Regions from separate parts of the Mus musculus genome. Here region 2 is linked to region 1. Evidence: chromatin loops called from intact Hi-C (ENCODE). Cell type or tissue: left cerebral cortex. All regions are shown on one strand. Links, peaks and the distances in the headings refer to the core of each region. The heading gives the core; the rest is flanking DNA.

Region 1 (11,028 bases), core at 2,624-7,623:
GGCAGGGGCCAAGGAGAGGGAGTAGAAGGTTAGTAGAGGGGAAACTGGGAAGGGTGATAACATTTGAAATATCAATAAATAAAATAACCAATAAAAAAACTTTTAAAAAAGATGCTACTGCTCAAAACATTTCTATGATTTTCTTTGAACAAATTACCATATTAAAAATATTAAATATATCAAGTCTAAATTATGAAAATAATCTCTTCACTTTTCCCCATTATCCTACTTTAGCCATTTATTACTTAGTAGCATGGGACAAAGCGTGTAATTTTTAAAAAAGCATTACCCTAAACTGCTAACTACATACCCACTGAAGGCTTATCAAACCATATCCCTAAGTCCAAGAAGCTCTGGTACCCTCTGATATGAGTGTTTATCATCTTCCATGTGCGAGAACAGAAAAAAGCTAAGCATTACTTCTACGCAATCCTGTACAGGCCACTGACAAAAAAATGAAAGCAATTGGCTAAATTGCATTCCACCTCCTGTCAGGTCTGATACAGGTTATCCCTTGCTGTCATTAACAGTAACTCCCAAGAGCAATGAAATAAAACTAACCTATATTTAGTTATAAAATAAAATTCCTCTCCTCTGGTTTTGAGTCTTACCCATCCATTTATCTTCCTTTTCCACAGTTCCCTTCTATACTGAACTTGCAGATCATACAGATTCAAGGACTCCAAGCTCAGCACCCCAGCAAGGTTTCATAGTCACCCCATAAAAACCTTACAAGACAAACGGTATGCTCTTAGAATTGCTCTTAGACCTGGAATCACTACCTTCAGGCAGGCACTCTCTGAAAGAGCCAGCCTGTCAGTAAAAACAGAGTCTGGAGTCAAGTTTAAGTATGCAGCCACATATGCTTATCCATCGCACACATTGCCCTATGAAGCAGAAACACACAGAGATACAAGAATGATTTGAAAGACAAATTAAAATTACTGTATGTGGAAATTATTTTAACAATTTATGAACCTATTAAGTATTTTAATAACCACCTATTCAGAATATCTGCCTATTCTATGTCATGGATCAATGTTTAAGGCTTGCAAAAGAAATTAAATTGGGTTGATAAGAATAAACAAAAACGGCTAAGAATGGTATATGTTGTCAGTATTAATTGTTTTGTTATACAGAGAAACCCTCTCTTAAAAAAACTAAAACAAATAAAGAATCATTTCACAAAAAATATAAAACAAATAATTAGGGGCTGGAGAGTTGGCTCACTGGAAAGGCACTGGCTGTTCTTATAAAAGTCCTGAGTTCAACTCCCAGCAACTACATGGTAGCTCACAACCATTAATAATGGGGTGTGATGCTCTATTTTGACTATACACATTAATAAATAAATCTTAATAATAATGATGATAATAAGGAACTTACAAAGTAACAAAGATCACCATTAAATGTTTAAATTGCTGAACTACAATTAGCAAGGACTCTGGAATACAGACAGAAGTACAAACAGGAAAAAGAGAGTCAGCAAGGGCCCCAGGCCACATCTTCACTGGTCACAAGGTCAGCAGGTTGTGCACTTGTGTGAGTATGAAAATGGAAAAATGGGAAGGATCGGGAATCTGTACTAACTAGAGACAGGAAAAGAACAGAAAGTAAACCTGGAGAGGTAGGGTGGGACAATAAGGGATTTTTCTCCTCTGTGAAATAACACAGAATAGAAAAATTAGCGTCAAAAGAGACAGAGGTAGTACAGAGCAAGAGAATGCCACAATGAAGATGCAGGAAGCAGACAGCCTGAAAAGTAGAGTAAAGAACAGACTGGCAGCCTGTGGTATAAGAAGTCACTAGGCACAGGAGACCAGTGGTCCTCTGAGGAGCAGAAGAGCTCCTGTGGGGGGGCCATGCAAGTTAGAGTGCTAGCATATTAGTGCAGACATTCAGCAGTTTAAAAAAAAAAATGTTCAAGCAGGGCAGTGGTGGGCACACCTTAAATCCCAGTACTTGGGAGGCAGAGGCAGGCCAATCTCTGAGTTTTAGGCCAGCCTGGTCTACAGAGTGAGCAGCAGAGAATAGCCAGTACTACAGAGAAATCCTGTCTTGACAAACCAATCCAAATCAAACCAAAAATGTTCACAAAGGGCACAGTCTACAGTTTACTGATGCTAGTCATGCTGACTGGTGTAGAATTCCTCTGAAGAATCAATATACCTTATCAATTACTCTATCCCATCTCTTCATCTACAATACCCACCATACTGTCATCAGTCCAGGCATCAAATGGGGTGGCCTGTCCTTGGGATGAATCAGTCCCTTGTTCATCTGGGATGTTAGTCTGACTTGGGGTGGCAGCCAAAGAAGGTTGGTCATTATCCTGGAGTGAGGAATGCTCTGTATCTGTAGATGAAGGTAAGTTAGGTGCCGGCATGTCATCTTCAAGAACCAAACATATCAAGTCCCCAGAAACAATCCCATATGAAGCCAAGGTCTCTTCATCTCCAGTGAGGGCATCCTTGTTGTTCAATGTAATTGCAAATCGGGTATCAGAACTGCCAAGAAAGATGGATGAGCATAGTAAGAGCTACCTACCAATATTCCAAATAATACATTTGGAATACATTAAAGTACATGCTATGTTCCCAAAAGCTCTATATAATATTTTAAAAAGAAAGAAAGAAAGAAAAAGCAGGAGACAAAATTACTTGTTCTCATCAAAAGCCTGGGTCATAGACTTGTAACTGGAGCTTTAGTAGGCAGGGAGGCGAATCAGTAACCTACACTTCACCAATTCTAAAGCACAGACTTTGCAGTACTCATCATCTCTGACCATGAGGAGCTTCTTAAACTTAACACATCAACCAGTTTAACCCACAGCTTTGCTTCCAGCTTTCCATCGTGCTGGGGCTTCAAACTCCAGTGTCAGGCTGGTGCATCAAACGCCTCAGCCAACCCGCCAACCCCCAACCCCATTCATTTTTCTTAAGACACATCCATTAAAGAGACATTACTGGAGTTAAAACTATTCCTACTCCTCAGGAAATAAGATGCTCTGATGCTTGCAAAATGTTCTGGTCAACAACAAGCTGAAAACCTGCCAGGGGCCCAGGGACACACCATGTCAACCTTGGCAGAAAGGGGACTCCCCAAGCAAACAATTCGTTCTGTAGATGGGATAAGGAGCGGTCTGTTTAACAGAAATGCCAGTTTTCCCTCCCACTTTTCTGAAGTGTTTTCCAAGGCCCTATTTTCTGTCATTTTGGGGGGTCAGGTGATTTTACCAAAAATAATACAATTCCAGAAGCTTGCATATATACATATATGCAATCTTTGATCTGCTTACTAGAAAATACTCTTTAAGAATAACAAATGTGTCACATGAACACATTTTAAAGCTTCTCTTCTGTTCCCTAAATGAACAAAATTTCAGAGAAATGAGTTTACTTTCACAAGCTGAGGCTTAAATTCCATCCACCTAACCAACTGCAACTGTGAAAACAGCATGCAAGAGAAACAGAGCTCTTGGGTTTCCAACCCTTTCAAAACTGCCCTGCTTAACTGAGAAGTAAGACTACTTGTAAATACCTTAAAAATTGAATTCTCAAAGTGTGAGGAGAGATAACTGTTATCAACATTGAAAACACTTGGTTTTACACCAATAAGTAACATGTGGGTAGGTCACCATTATATGGAAATATATATTATATATAATACAGCAACATATTTTCTTTTAATATGAAAAAATGCTCTTTTTTTAATGGTTTGGCTAACATTATTATCTTATTAGACAGGGTCTCACAATGTAACACTGGCTGGTCTGGAACTTGCTATGTAGACCAGGCTGACCTTGAACCCTGCCTCTTCCTCCAGAGCGCTAGAATAAAGGTGTAGCTCAGGCTCACTTAATGGGGGGATGGGAGCAGGGAGGAAGGGTGAAAAAATCTATTCAGGGTCTCACTTTGCTTAACTCCCTACAAATAAAGTGAAAAGGCTTATTTAAAATGCCAATTAATGGGAAACGTTTTTCTTTGAAAATTTTTCCCTTTAGAAGCCCCAGAGCCCATCTTTTTAATTTTTTTTTTCTTCACTAGTTCAAATTTCTAGCTCAGCACTTGAAGTGGGTCGTCCATACAGTTATCTCTCTATGTCCTGAAACTATCTTCTGCAGAAACACAGACGCTTCATCTGCAAAAATTAGTAATAGAACCCCATAAATTAGTAATAGAACCTAATCCTTTTTCAACTTGCCATGAAACTGTAAGCTCTCTAGGGTCATGCCTCTATTCGTGAAAAAAAAGCAACATTCTCACCCAGAGAATGCCCGCTGACAGGCGTACTTCCTGAACCCTTACAGTGAGAAAGTGAGAAAGTTACAGTTAGGTGCAGTCTGCCACTTGCACGCTCAGCTGTTTTTAAAGTTACTGTAGCCTTGGGCAGTGGCACAAATTACAGTGACCTAAGGTGTCAAGACTTTTGTCACCTTGAGCACGATGCTTTTCCGATTTAACCACTGAACTATCCCAACCGCAGAGGTAAACTCAAGTTAACACCGGGAGATTTAACGCAAGCCAAGCTTCCCGAGTTCCCTTCCCGCCCTCGGGGCCGCAGCGACCGAAACCCCGGAAGTGACTACTCACCGGGGAGGACAGCGGCACCCGGGGGAGGCTGGGCCATGGTCTCTCGGAGCCGGACCCCGGCCAGCACCCAGCTGCCGAGCGTCACAGTCACAGGCGCCCAGTGCAGCTACACCCGGGAGGCCCGGGCCTCACGTGACCGCTCGAAGCGCGCCATCCCCCGAGCCCCACGACAGCGACGCGGCTCACCTGAACCCCAACGTGGGCAGCAGGACCTGGCTGAGGTGCGCGCGCAGCTGCCCGAGCGTTGGCTCCGACTCCGGCACCTCGAGCGGCTGGGTCCGCTTCTGAAGCCGCACGCGCAGCTTCATGGCGAGAGTCGGACCGCAAGCTTCGGTCGGCCCCGGGAAGAAACCGAAAGCAAGGAGCTCCGGGCCTGCGCTCCCGAGGAATCCCCAGCGCTCGCCGCTCGGTCGACTACGCCCCCTAGAGCCTTCCGCTCGAGCGGAGGGCCGAGCGCCTGCGCTTCCCTATCGCTGGCTCGGCGCGCGACATCGCCACCTGGAGGCGAGGCGCGCACGGCGCAGGCGCTGGGTTTGCTTGGGCGCACTTGAGTCTCTACGCTTCTGCTTCTGCTTCTGCTGGGGTGAGCGAGTTTGTTCCTTCCCTCCCAGCAAGCAGGATCTTTAGCTCTGGAAGGAATGCTGCCAACAGTGTGGAGACATGACAGACGGCCCTAACCTGATGTCACTGGTTTCCGTGCCCAGAAATGAACTGCTCTATCCCTGTCATTAGAGTGCTCAGACCTGCCTGAGAAATAATGTACACAGGTCCCCTGTGATGACTAAAGAAAGTTAATGTGGAGCCAGGGATCCCTTAAGGGCTGTTGGATGCCTGGGAGGTACTAGAGACCTGCAGGTGAGATAAGAATAGGATAATGGCTGTGAGGATAGTAACTGCTGCCTTTGCTTCTTTAAAACTCACTATCGCTATGGGAAAGGGATGAAATGATCTTTTAATTACTATATAGCGGGAAGGTGAGAAACAACTGAGGAAAGTAAAACAGTTTTCCTGCCCAGCTTGTATTTCGTGGTAAGTTGTAATATACACCTTTCTGATGTCCAATTTAAAACCCCATCTTATCCTTAGTCCCCCTTCCCTATGGAATGCTGTTTGGGCTCTAAAGCTGCCTTCCTTCTGCTAGCAGTAAGCATAAACTCATTTTAATATAAATTTGAATTGAGCCTAAGTCTTTGGTTTCTCCCAATGGATTTGAAGGCCACAACAGTATAGCTCTTCACTTCTCACGATAAATCTTGATAAACCAGACTGCCTCCATCTCAGGCGTAAAAGCCATCTTATAGTAAAGACAAACTAGGTTTCTCAAGGATTGGGCTATGTCCCACCTGTAACCTTAGCTACAAATGGCTCTGTACTGCCCCATGCCTTTATTTTAAAAGGTTATTATGGTGACCCTGTTGTAACCACCTTGCAACCATGTCTTTGTTTCAAGAGGCTGTTATGACCAACTTGGTATGCTTATGTTCTGCTTCGGTAATACATGCCTATTTGCCTGCCAAATCCTCATCTGGAAACCCCCTACTCCTGAACTATTACAATCTTACCTTACCTATGTCCAGCCCATGTATACATACCAAGAAAAGCTTGATTAATTAATTTGGCCATGATGGTTTGGGGTTGATGGTCTTTCTCCTCGAATCTGTGGGACTGATTTTTTTTTTTCCTGTGGGATTAACAGCATTTACTTCCTTTCTTCCTTGGCGCTGCCCTTAGGAACTTGAAGCTGAAGCCAACTCCTTTAGCCCCTTCATGTTACCACAAAATTTAAAGCAGCTTTTAGTTGTTACACAGTGTCTTAGTAAAATCTTTTGCTGCATATCAATTGTCCTCCAAAGCTTACTAACCCACATCAATAAACATTTGTCGACCCACAAATTCTGTAGATTGGGAACTTGGGTACAGGGTGGTTAGGTAATTCTGTCTCAGGGTCTCTTGCCAGAGCTGCCTGAAGACTTGACTACACATATCATCAAACGATTGGCCCCAGTTTTTCACAGATTTTTTTTTTCCAGAAATCTACTTGAATGTCCACATAACATGATAATTGGATTCCCTGAGAGTAAGCGACCCAAGCATTACCAAGACAGAAACTGTGAAGTCTTTTACAACATAGCCTCAGAAGTTACATATTTATTTCCATCTTTTTTTTTTTGCTACAAGCCAACATTTTAGTATAAGAATATCAAACCAAAAGCATGAATACTGATAAATAAATCAGATTGGTTTGAGACTGGTTGTAATAGAAAACCAATCTTTATGAAAGAGGATATTCTTGAGCTGGGCAAAAAGTTTGAGACACATTCTAGAATACATGAGAAGCCACTGGAAAGTTGTGAGGGGGTCTCCAATATCACGGTCTTTAGTTCTAAACAGTGGAAATTGACTCTGGGCAACTACCCAGGAAGGGGTGAATTAAAGGGATGATATATGGCCCAGCAGATTCTAGGAAGGACTGGAGAAAACTTATAACCACACTGAAGACGTGTCCTGATTAGGAATATATCAAAGTTGGGTCTGCGGGAAATTGCTGTCACCACTGCTAGGGAGGACTGGGGAGTGACTGACCCTGTCTCTGCTACCCTCAGATTCCTTGTGGGTTTTGCTCTGTCCTGCACCAACAAAATGACAAGCTTCCAAAAGATTCTGTTTTCTCACCTTACTTCCCAATCAAGGGTCTATATGGGGTGCAATCTGACTAAGGAAGTTTGGGCCCCATACCTGAGTCCTCACTGCAAAAGAAACTGAAAATCAGAATCTGACTCCTTTTTAGGAGCTTATTAGAATTTCCCCAGAAGTGTAAGGAAGGTGTTCAAAATTTGAGAAGAAGCCATGAATTTGACAGATGTGCACTACTAGGGCCATGCTCTAATCTGAAGTATATATATGACTTATAAAAAGGGTTGGCGGGGGAACTGTTGTGGTAAATCTCCAACCCAAATATGCCCTGGCAATGAAAACACAACTCAATTAATATGAATACATGCTGTGCGCCAAGACTGGGCAGATCTACCGCTACACTACCATCTTTTCCATAGAAGAGACCACTTAGAACTTTTGGTTTCTCCAAGCCAAGTGCTTCTTCTGCTCCACTTTCCTTTTTCCTCCTCCTCTCTTTCTCTCCCAAAACCTTCAGCCCCACCTTCCCCTCTTACTCTGCCCAATCGCTGGCTCTAGCCTTTATTTTATAAATTAAGGTGGGAAGAAGGTTTACAGGAAATCACCAGAGTGCTGACTCATTCCTTGTTCGCAGCCCCTCACGGGAGAATGGAATTAACATCAAATGTAATTAGCCCCAGGGAACACCTGTAGGGCCTTAGCATTGTCTCAGGGGCCAAGGGGACTTGCTATGCTTCTTGCTATGCTGTGGATTTAATTGTCAGCACCCACAATGCTGCTCACAGCCATCTGTAACTCCAGTTCTCGAGGATCCAGTGCTTTCTTCTGGCCTCTCTGGACACCAGGCAAGCCACGTGATCCACAGACATGCAGGAAAAACACCTACAGACATTAAATGTTTTTAAACTTTAAAATAGGGAATCTGTCCAACTCATTGTAGGTGGGGTATCTGTATAGATTGTTTGGGCTTAGGTTGGGAATATAGTTCAATGGGTAAATATTAGGTCTCAAGGAAAACCCCACGCATCCCACATCCCAAAAGAGCAGGCCTACTAACTTGGTCCACAAGGACCATCTTGGCTCAGATGATGCTGGACAGTAGGATTTGCTGGCCGACTCCTTCAGCATTCCTCAGAAATTTGTGAAATGGGTCTGCTAAAAAGGAGTCATTTCCATTAACCTGCCCTTCACTCTGGCAAAAGGGACCAACTGACATATACCTGTATTTGTATATCAATGCCCATACAGGCCTTCTGGCCAGTTCAGTCCCTATTCACACATATTGTTATGCATTGAAAAGCCCATACTAGCATCCTGGCCCCTTTCAGCACTCTAAAATCATAGGCTGTTCCAGTTCATAGTTTCCCTTCCTTGGGCTACTCATCCTCCTTATAACTAGAATGGTTTTCCCATGCTCCACTACCCTAGCTCTAGCCATGCCCCATCTGGTCTTCTTTCTTCTCTCTGCTTCTGACTCTTGCAAATGCCTGTGGATCTCCTTTCTCTCTTACAATAAAAAGCCTTCCTCTTCATAACGGAGCAGACATTTGTGTGATTTCTTTGCTGTCCCTCTGATGACAGTAAAGTGCTTGCCACACATTCACAAAGCCCTGCGCTTCATCAGCAACACCGCGCAAGCTAAATATAATGGCGCATGCCTTAGTCCCAGCACTTGGGAGAGGTGGGAGACTCAGGAGTTCAAGCTCACCCCTGGCTGCTTACCAAGCCCAAACCAATTTAGGTTACGTGAGACCTGATATAAGTAATAGCCAGGCATAGTGGTGCCTGCCTTTAACCACAGCACTCGGGAAGCAGAGGCTGAGCCATCTCTATGGCTTCAAGGCCAGCCTGATCTACATTCCAGGCCAGCCAAGGAGAGCTCTTGTCTCATTCATAAATAAATAAAAAGCAGACACTGGCCACCAGGTTCTCCCAGCACCCATTAGCCCCTCCCTGTCACAGGGCCCTCATGGTTTCCCACCTCCTACATGAACTCTCCAGCCCAGGGGCTGGGCTGCTCTTCCCTATATAATCCAACCATTTTGGTTACCCACCCTCTTTGTATGTTTGGGCCTCCTGGCTGCTGCTTCTGGTTCCCCTGTGCCTCCTCTCCCTTCCCCTGCCCCTTCCACATGGCACAGGTCAGCGTGATCACTGTCTACTCTGGCTATGTCCCTGTCTCTCCCATATATCTGCAATAAAGTTCCTCCTCCATAGTGAAAAGTAGTCATTTTTCCTTTTCCTTTTTATTTCTTTCTTTCATTCAATAAATAAATTTGTTCTGTCTTAGTCTACATAGGGCATTTGTCTATTTCTTCATTCAATCACTTAGGTTAGCATGAGCTTATAAATACTTACTTGACAGTTGGCATCATAGTCTAATACTAATTCTTCATTACTGCCGCTGCTGCCCAGTGTTACCCACTGGAAGAGTCTTCCATTGGCTCTTGTATCCATTTTCCATCTCTGGATTTTTCCTTCATTTGTTTTATTCAGTTCCATTTTCTAAGCATTTTCTTACTTTCTACAACCATGAAGTGCTGTGGGTTAATTTTGAATGTTTCCTGCCCTAGCACCAAAAAATATTAACCCATACCCTATGCATGGACTAGACTACACAGTGGGTCTATAGATGCCATTGCCTTTAGACTTACACACTCCATTCCTTACAGGTAAAGTCTGTACCTTTTCCACCAAAACTCTTCAGTTATGCTATTTCGAACATTTGCAACCTCCAAAACAAAGCATGGAAGAGAGATGGAGATGATGCCAACGGGCAAGGTCATCCTACCGGACTGCAGAGTCACTTATCTCTCTTAAGAGCCAAGCAAATTCCAGGCAGCTTCCTCCAGAAGTAATTTAAAACACAAATCTGTATTGCTCACACAAATTCAATTAGCTAGTGAGGAAACCAGATGGGTTACCAGGTAACAGCATTCTTCTCTCTACCTGGCCTTCCACATACCCTGAACTGTGGGTTGCCCTTCAGCAACCTTCCTAAAGCAATAGCCTAAGAGATGCCTAGACGCATAGCACCCACATCCTGAATGTCAGCCCTGATGCCAAGCTTCATTTCAGCCTTGACCTCAATGTCTTCATCTGTAGCATGGAGATAGTATTTGTTCCTTGCATGGTTTTGGCGGGGGTTAGGGAGTTCATATATGAAAAGCACCCAAAGCAAAACAAATACATGATAAATATTAGGTCTCATTTCGAATACCCTTTATGTCTCCTTTGGGGGTTCCTTTTTAATCAGACTTCATTAGCATAAGTGCTGGGGAGACAAGGAGTGAAGCTTGACTTTTGCCTCCAAACTGCCCCTCTGGCTCTTCCTTACCCCACATACATATAATACCATCCCTTCCCATCAATGCAGTGTAATTTATCTTCAAGTCAAAGAAAAGAAAAAAAAATTGCAGTGTCTCCTTCTACATGGAAATATAATTCCTACCATAAGGAGACACAAACCATGTCCACTGAGCCTCAGGCAGTCTCAGGGACAAACCAAAGCTCACATTGGAAACAGTGAGTTTGGGAGACTTCCTCACAGAGCAGAAGTGAGGAGTTACTGGCGGGAGCATGGGAAACCCCAAATCAGCCAACTGGAAAGCCAGCATGGATTATGGCTTCCCAGAGCTGCATAATGGAGTTCCCGCAATTACTCTTACCCAACCTGTATGTTCCACACCTCCTGAGAACCTAAGGTCAAAGGCAAGCAGAACAGAGCTACATATAAATGACCCACATGAACAGCTGGAATCTCAACTCAAGGTCCTCCAACTCTCTTCTCTGAGGAATAGTC
Region 2 (7,297 bases), core at 1-5,000, 59 kb after region 1:
GCCTCTGCCTCCCAAGTGCTGGGATTAAATGTGTGCGTCACCTTTTTTTTTTCAAGACAGGGTTTCTCTGTGTAGCCTTTGACTGTCCTGGAACTCACTCTGGAGACCAGGCTGGCCTCGAACTCAGAAATCCACCTGTCTCTGCCTCCCAAGTGCTGGGATTAAAGGCGTGCACCACCACGCCCGGCTTCTTTGGATCCCCTGGAACTAAAGTTACAAATGGCTTTGACTCACCATGTGGGTGATGGGGAATCGAACCCTGGTCCTCTGCAAGAGCAACAACAGTTCTTAACTCTTAACTGCTGAACCATCTATCCACCCCCATGAATCTACCTTCCTTTAACCTCCTCCTGTTTCCTTTCAGATTCCGCCTGTCTTTGCCAGAGAACAGCCAACGAGATGCTAAGGTAGGAATGCAAGCTCTCAGAGTACCCCGAGAAAGGCATGAGAACCAGAATTCCTCTGTACTGTAGCCTGTGCATGTTGCTGTCCATGGTTTCTCCACGGTTCTAAGTTTTAGCTTTGGAATTTATTCATTTATTTGGTTGATTTTACAGCACAGGGGATTGAACCTGGGGCCTTTATGTTACTCATCTATTTATAATTTAATCCCCTGAGCTTAGCAATATACTTTTACTCGTTTTAGAATATATTGGAGTATGTGTATGCTTTTGCAATGAGTTGGGGCTGCAAATAGTGAACCAATATATAGTGCATGAGTGAAAATAATAGAGAAAAACAACTGAATAGGCATTTGGGGCCGGGGTGGAGGTAGGGATCACTCAGGATTGCAGAGAGGATCTGCTGAAGCCAGATTCACTCAGCGCATTGGCAGCATGGTAAGCGGTAGGGAGTAAGTAGAGATGGCCATTGTTTCTCCATTTATCATAACTGATTGTGTGTCTCCGTCAAAGGATCATAAGCACAACAGCTTCATAGATTAAGTCTGAGGCCAAGCTGCAAGAGTGAAGTCTGCCTAGCACTTACTGGCTGTGTGCTCTTACACGGGCTAGCTTCTCATGAGGTAGTGCAGGGGACTGAATGAATTGTCACCACATCCAAGAGAAAGGTGGTGGTGGTAACACAGGACCAGGCCCGGGGATGTTAGTCAAGTCAGCGACTTTAGCCAAGTTCAAGACACATGGTCTTGATTGAGCGGCAAGCTCCATCCAGGTGTAAACAGTGGAACCATTGAGGCTGGGGGAGGAAAGGCTACAAGGGAGGGTCCCGAGATTAGGTATCAGTGGCAGTATAGTCCGTAAGCTGGAACGTAAGACATACCTATCAGGCAAGCTTCTGAAGTCTGAAAAAGCAGTATCAAAGTCAAGTGTGGTGATGCACACCTGTAATCCCAGCAAAATGCTTAATGTTGATAAGACAATGTGCTGACCATGGCATTTCAGAAAAAAAATGGCAATGATTTGTGGTTAGCACTTACATGATATTAATTTGTCTAGTTCTGACAACCACCCTGTAAGATGCTGCTGCTGATAACGGTGGTGGTGGTGGTGATGATGATGATGGTGGTGGTGATCATGATGATCATGACCATGATATCCTACAATTATCATCTTCATCTTAGAGTTGATGGAATTGAGACGCCAGGAGATTGAATAATGCTTCTAATATCACAAAATAACTGGGGAGAAATAAAACAAAAAGGATAAGCCTAGACAGACTGTCTTCAGGGTGGCCAAAAACTTTTTATTGATCCAGCTGTGGTAGCAAACACCTGTAGTCCCAGCATTGGAAAAGGCTAAATCTATTGATTTAGCTAAATCTACTAAGCATGAGTTCAGGAGCCAACCTAAACTATACAAGGACTCCCAAGTAAGTCTAAGTTATAGTGAGACCCTATCCCAGCAAACAAATCAAGAAGTATTCACTAAGTAAGTTGCTGTTCTAGATCCATTGACTTCGTCAAGATTTAATTTTGTATGTTTGCGTGTTGTGCCCATAAAATCCAGAAGAGAGTATCAGAACCCCCGGAGCTGGAAATAGAGACACCTATGAGCTACCTGACATGGGTGGTAAGAACTGGATACCTGTTCCCTGCAAGAGCAGTATGTGCTCTTAACCACTGAGATACCTCTTCAACTTTAATTTACATTTAATACCTGGATCTTTCCAGAAAGCAACACTGCCTAGAATACCCAAATACTAGGCTTTATTGAAGATAAAGGGGGTGTTTTAGTTCTGTGTTAGGTTCAGGGTATGATGCAGTGCAAAGGGAGGCCTGTGGCTGGGACTCCTGGTTAAACACAGGGAAGGCTAATACCTGAGGAGCCTCTTAGCTCTCCACAGTTTTACCTGGTCTGTACCTAAACTACTCCATGCGCTACTATCCTGGCTCTCTGTTCGCTATCACCAGTGTAGAAGGAACCAGAAGTGTCGTCCCTACTGGGAGGAAGGAACCTGGTGGCACTGCTTTCCAGAAAGCATCGTGTTCCTCCAGGGAAGCTCTGGTCATGGCTTTCTATCCAGCTGAATTCCAGGGACTCGCCCCAGCTGAGGCCTGCTGTTCCCAGGGATCCTGAACTTGGCACTGATCCAGTCCCTCTTTGCATTCCAGGTTGTGAGATTTGAGAATATCCTGTCTTCCATTCTTCACTTCGGCGTCCTCCCACTGGCCAACAGTAAGGGTTACTTTAAAAAAAAAAAAATTATGAGACTCTGGTATTGGCGACGCTTTGGGTTTTGTTTGGAATGTTTACCCTGATGCCTGCATGTTTAGAGTGCCATTGTGAATTTGGGTCAGAGACAGAACTTTACAGTGTACAGCATTAAGAGCTGAAGGAACAAGTTTCCCAGTTTATGCTTGTTAGCAGCAAGATCTACAAATCCAGCAAGAAAGATTAACTTGGCTTGAGTTAAAGAGATAAAATTTCTGTCTCCTCCAGGTCAACTAGAAAAGATATTATTCTCTGTCTTAGTTATGGTTTTCTTTATTGTGAAGAGACACCATGACCAAGGCAACTCTTATAAATGACAATACTTTATTGGGACTGGCTTACAAGTTCAGAGATTCAGTCATTTATCATCATGGCAGGAAGCATGGTAGCATCCAGGCAGGCATGGTGCTGGAGGACTTGAGAGTTCTCCATCTTGATAAGGCTGTAGCCAGGAGAGATTGTCTCATAGGCAGCCAGGAGGATGGTCTCAAAGCCCACCCCCACAGTGACACACTTCCTCCAACAAGGCCACACCTCTTAATAGTGCCACTTCCTGGGCCAAGCATATTCAAACCACAACAGGGATGGAAGTAAAAAATGACATTGAAGTTATCCTCTGGCCTCCACACATATTATATACATACACACACACACATACATATATATACACACATATGTATATGTATACGTTTGTATGTATATATGTATATGTGTATATATATATATATCTTTTATGAATATGTAGAAAATGAAAGACATAGTCAGGCAAGGCTAGTACTTAAATGAGAGAAAACAGAAAGTGTTTTGTTTTGTTCCAGTATCCAAATATATATAATTACGGATACTTTTAAAAATTAATTACCTTACATCTTTTTTTCTACATTGTAGCAAAACTGCAGCAAGGATTTCCTCTTCCCAACCCCTACAATATCTCATTCATCAATTCGGATATTGAAGTTCTTGAGGTAAGACTCGGAATCTCTTCTTCACTATTTATTTTCACAGTAGAGAAAGCTTCCTGTTTTGTTTATTACCTATTTTTTAAAAAGATTTCTTTATCTTATTTCATATGGATATGTGTGTACATGAGTCTATGGATTTATGCCACACTTATACTGGTTCCACATCAGATCTCCTGGAACGGAAGTTACAGGCAATCATGAGGCACACAATGTAGGTGCTGGAAACCACACCCAGGTCCTCTGTAAGGACAGTGAGTTCTCTTACCACGAAGTCTTCTCCTTTCCCTCATTGTGCTTTATTCTGCTTACCATGGAGTTTTACCAGCCATGGAATTTCATAAACAAAACACCCAGCTGTTAAAATTTATAAATAACAATGAAAAATGTAAGAGTCAGGCTAAGTCTAGCTTCACTCTGAGGGTTACATTTAATCACCCCTCAGTATAAGGAAAGCAAGTTTTAAAATGCTTTATTTCACCAGATATGAATCTCATTTTATGAGTGAAGAAAGTAGACCCAAGTAAGTGTAGTGTCTTGTGTAGAAAGGAAAATGGGTGATATATTAGTCATTTCTCTTGTTGCAGTGACTAAATGCCGGACAAAATACAACGTAGAATAGGAGAGAAAGGTTTTTTTTTTTTTTTTTTTTTTTGGTTTTGTTGGAGTTTTAGGTTTGTTGTTGTTTGTGTTGGTTTTTTGTTTTGTTTTGTTTTGTTTTGTTTTTGTGGTTTTGCTTTTGGCTTATAGCTCAAAAGGATACAGTCCACCACAGCAGGGAAAAGTGTGGCAAGAGAAACATCAGATACCTGGTTCCATTTCCTAGAAGTCAGGGAGCAGTGTACAGGAAATAGACCAAGCCATAAAACCTGAAGACATGCCCCACTGACCCACTTCCTTCAGCAAGATTTCATCTCCTAGGCTCCACAACTTTCCAAAGTAGTGTCACGTGCTGGTGGCCAAGTTTCTAAACACATGAGGCTGAGGAATATTTTGCATTGAAACCATGAGAGCTAAGTACTTTATTGGTTCTTTGATACTTTCAGCCAAAGGAACTTCAGGGCGTTCCCCTGAAGACAATCCTTAGGATGCGACCGATTGAAGGCTACTTTCTGGGAGATTCTAACTAACTACATAGCACTGCTGCCTCTTCTCTGTGTTTTGTTTTTTTGTAGTTTGGGAAAGTAGAAATATATTTCTACTTTCAGAAAGCATCTCCCACCTGCACACTAGTGGACACTTCCTCATAGCTCCCAGACTCCCTCTTTTTCACTCCCCACTACCAATGTCATATCTAGGGACAGTAATCCAGAATGGCCACTTCTTGCATCAGTGGCCCTCACATAGGGATTGAGAAAAGTTTGATGCTTTCAGGCCTGGCAAAGAAACTTTCCTCTCTCATGCAAACCCAGATATGGCCTTAATTTAAAATTGTCTTTATTCTGCCTTCCTCTCAGGGTTACCTTCTGGTTTCTAGTGACCTGGCATATGACACATCCTCAAAGCCACAGCCAAATCTGAACAGCTGGGGGGATCTGAACCTAGTACATAGACCATGGAGAGAACAGCCAACCCATTGATGGCCCGCTCACAATACACCCCAGGAAGTAAACAGCCTTCAGTCCCCCAGAAACCAGAAACCTGGAAGATGAAGACCGTGCATCCTGGATATTAAAGCCCTTGTGGAAAAGGTCTCCTTCTGGAGCCCTGAGAGACCTAGAGTAAGGTCGACAGTTAAAATGATGAACAGGAACAAGGTAGTGGGAGTGGGGTCTGTGTATGTGAGCATGTGTAAGCACATTGTGTGCCTGTGTTTAGCCTTTGTGGGAAAGAGTAAGGCATGTGGATCCGACCAGGTGGTAAGGTTGTAAGGAACTTGTCTGTATTTGCATTGGTAGGTGTGTGTGTGTGTGTGTATGTGTGTCTGTGTGTGCCTCTGTGTGTGGTGTGTATCTGTGTGTGTGTGTGTCTGTGTCTGTGTGTGTGTCTGTGTGTCTGTGTGTGTCTCTGTGTCTGTGTTTGTGTCTGTGTCTGTGTGTGTGCCTCTGTGTCTGTGTGCCTCTGTGTGTGTATGTATGTGTGTGTGTGTGTGTGTGCCTCTGTGTGTGTGTCTGTGTGTATCTGTGTGTGTGTGTGTGTGTAAGACTATGTCTGCTCTTTAGAGACTTTCTACTTTTATTGGACTTTATGTTTTATGTTTACTATTACTGTCCTGTGCTTAATTAAAATTGTTTTCTAACGATGTCAGAATCTATGTGTGAAAGCTCCTGTCCTGAATTTATTTTAATAAAATATGACAGAAAAATGGAAAAGACTTAATTTTTTTAAAACTTCGGCAAAGACTGAAGTTCTACAAACACCAATACTAAAAGGGAGCCGAGAGCCCCTTAAATCTTTCCTATGGTTGTCCTGTGTCATTTGTTTATGTTTGTGGATGTGTCCTTTCAGTGATTGGATGAAATGAGGGCTGGAGAGATGGCTCAGCAGTTTAGAACATTGACTGCTCTTCCAGAGGTCCTGAGTTCAATAACCAGCCACCACACGGTAGCTCACAACCATCTGTAATGGGATCTGAGGCCCTCTTCTGGTGTGTCTGAGGACAGCTACAGTGTACTCACATAAATAAAATAAATAAATCTTTTTTTAAAAAGATTGACTGAAATGGTAGTGCAGCTTATTAAACCTAGGCAGTTCACAGTTGACATTAGTGTCATTAATCAGCAGGGTGAGACTGGACAGGGGAGCAGGAGAGTGGGACAGCCAGGGTGGATATGTAAAAATGAACAGAAACCACACCCTTTGCTTAACTCCTTAGGTTACTGGGGGATAGAAGAGGGCTGTATAAGTACTTAACATCCTGGTCTAGTTACTCCTCCAGTTTCATGTCTGTGACCTTCAGAGCCACTATGAATAATTATGATCCCATTTCATAGAAGTGAAAACAGAGGAATGTATCACACAAAGGTGGTAATGGCATAGGCGGAACCTGAACCCAAGTCTTCCTGATTGCTATGGTGGTGTTTTTCACAGGGTAGGACTATCCTGCAAATCACTGCCAGCTTTCTTATCCCAAGAGCAAGAGTCAATTAAGTTTAAAGGTACAGACACAGGACACAGTCCAAACAAAGCTATGGAACACAGTGATCCCTGAAAGAGGGATTTATCCATCTTTGTAGGGAATTGCTGGCCAGAGCAGATTTCCTTCACAAGCATTTGTAGAAATAAATGATACAGTGTTGTGATATGCTTCTTTTGGATGCTCATTTTGTAATGGAGTGTTTGTTGTACATCTTCAATCTCATTCTGATACATTGCAAACGTCATTAGTATTTTATCTTGCTCAGCTGTTTCACTAATGTTCATGGGGCATGAACTCCAAACTGTATGTTCTATATAGCAGTTGACCTGATCCAGGGTGAAGAGGTTTCAGGAGCAGCTCAAAAACATTCTTAAAGCAGTATGTCTTCAATAGCAGCAGTCAGGAGACATTGGCAAGGGTATCTGTGAGAGTTCGAAGCCAACCCGGATACATAGGCTCACCAAGGCTAAGTATCGAGATCTTACTTTAAAAAAGGGGGGGGGGTGAAGGGAGGGAGGGAGAGAGAAAGGGGGAGGGGGGAAGAAAGGAAAAAGAGAGAGAAAGAAAGAAAGAAAGAAAGAAAGAAA

What was found. Hi-C counts contacts between places; a loop is a spot of excess contacts. Peaks named below come from ENCODE experiments on the same cell type or tissue, not always from the same donor. Only the 100,000 strongest peaks of a DNase experiment are listed, where the experiment ranks them.
Region 2: a loop joins it to region 1, with 3 times the contacts of the local background. A loop is called at or near these places in 10 of 42 quality-filtered maps.

What each region holds. Positions count from the first base shown.
Region 1 is chr10:86,015,895-86,026,922 of GRCm38, reverse strand. It overlaps Fbxo7 (F-box protein 7), which reads right to left and starts at 4,994. Exons shown (of 9, transcript NM_153195.2): 1 at 4,779-4,994; 2 at 2,213-2,507. The coding sequence starts at 4,900. In left cerebral cortex, for the core only: a CTCF peak has its summit at 5,069 (motif pointing left); a DNase peak (open chromatin) is centred at 4,961; H3K4me3 peaks cover 1,620 bases; H3K27ac peaks cover 1,056 bases.
Region 2 is chr10:85,958,333-85,965,629 of GRCm38, reverse strand. It overlaps Bpifc (BPI fold containing family C), which reads left to right. Exons shown (of 16, transcript NM_177772.4): 13 at 365-407; 14 at 2,573-2,636; 15 at 3,561-3,637; 16 at 5,089-5,939. The coding sequence ends at 5,211. Among named protein-coding and RNA genes, the nearest start is that of Rtcb, 4.2 kb to the right of the region's middle. In left cerebral cortex, for the core only: no CTCF peak of the experiment used is centred there; no DNase peak of the experiment used is centred there.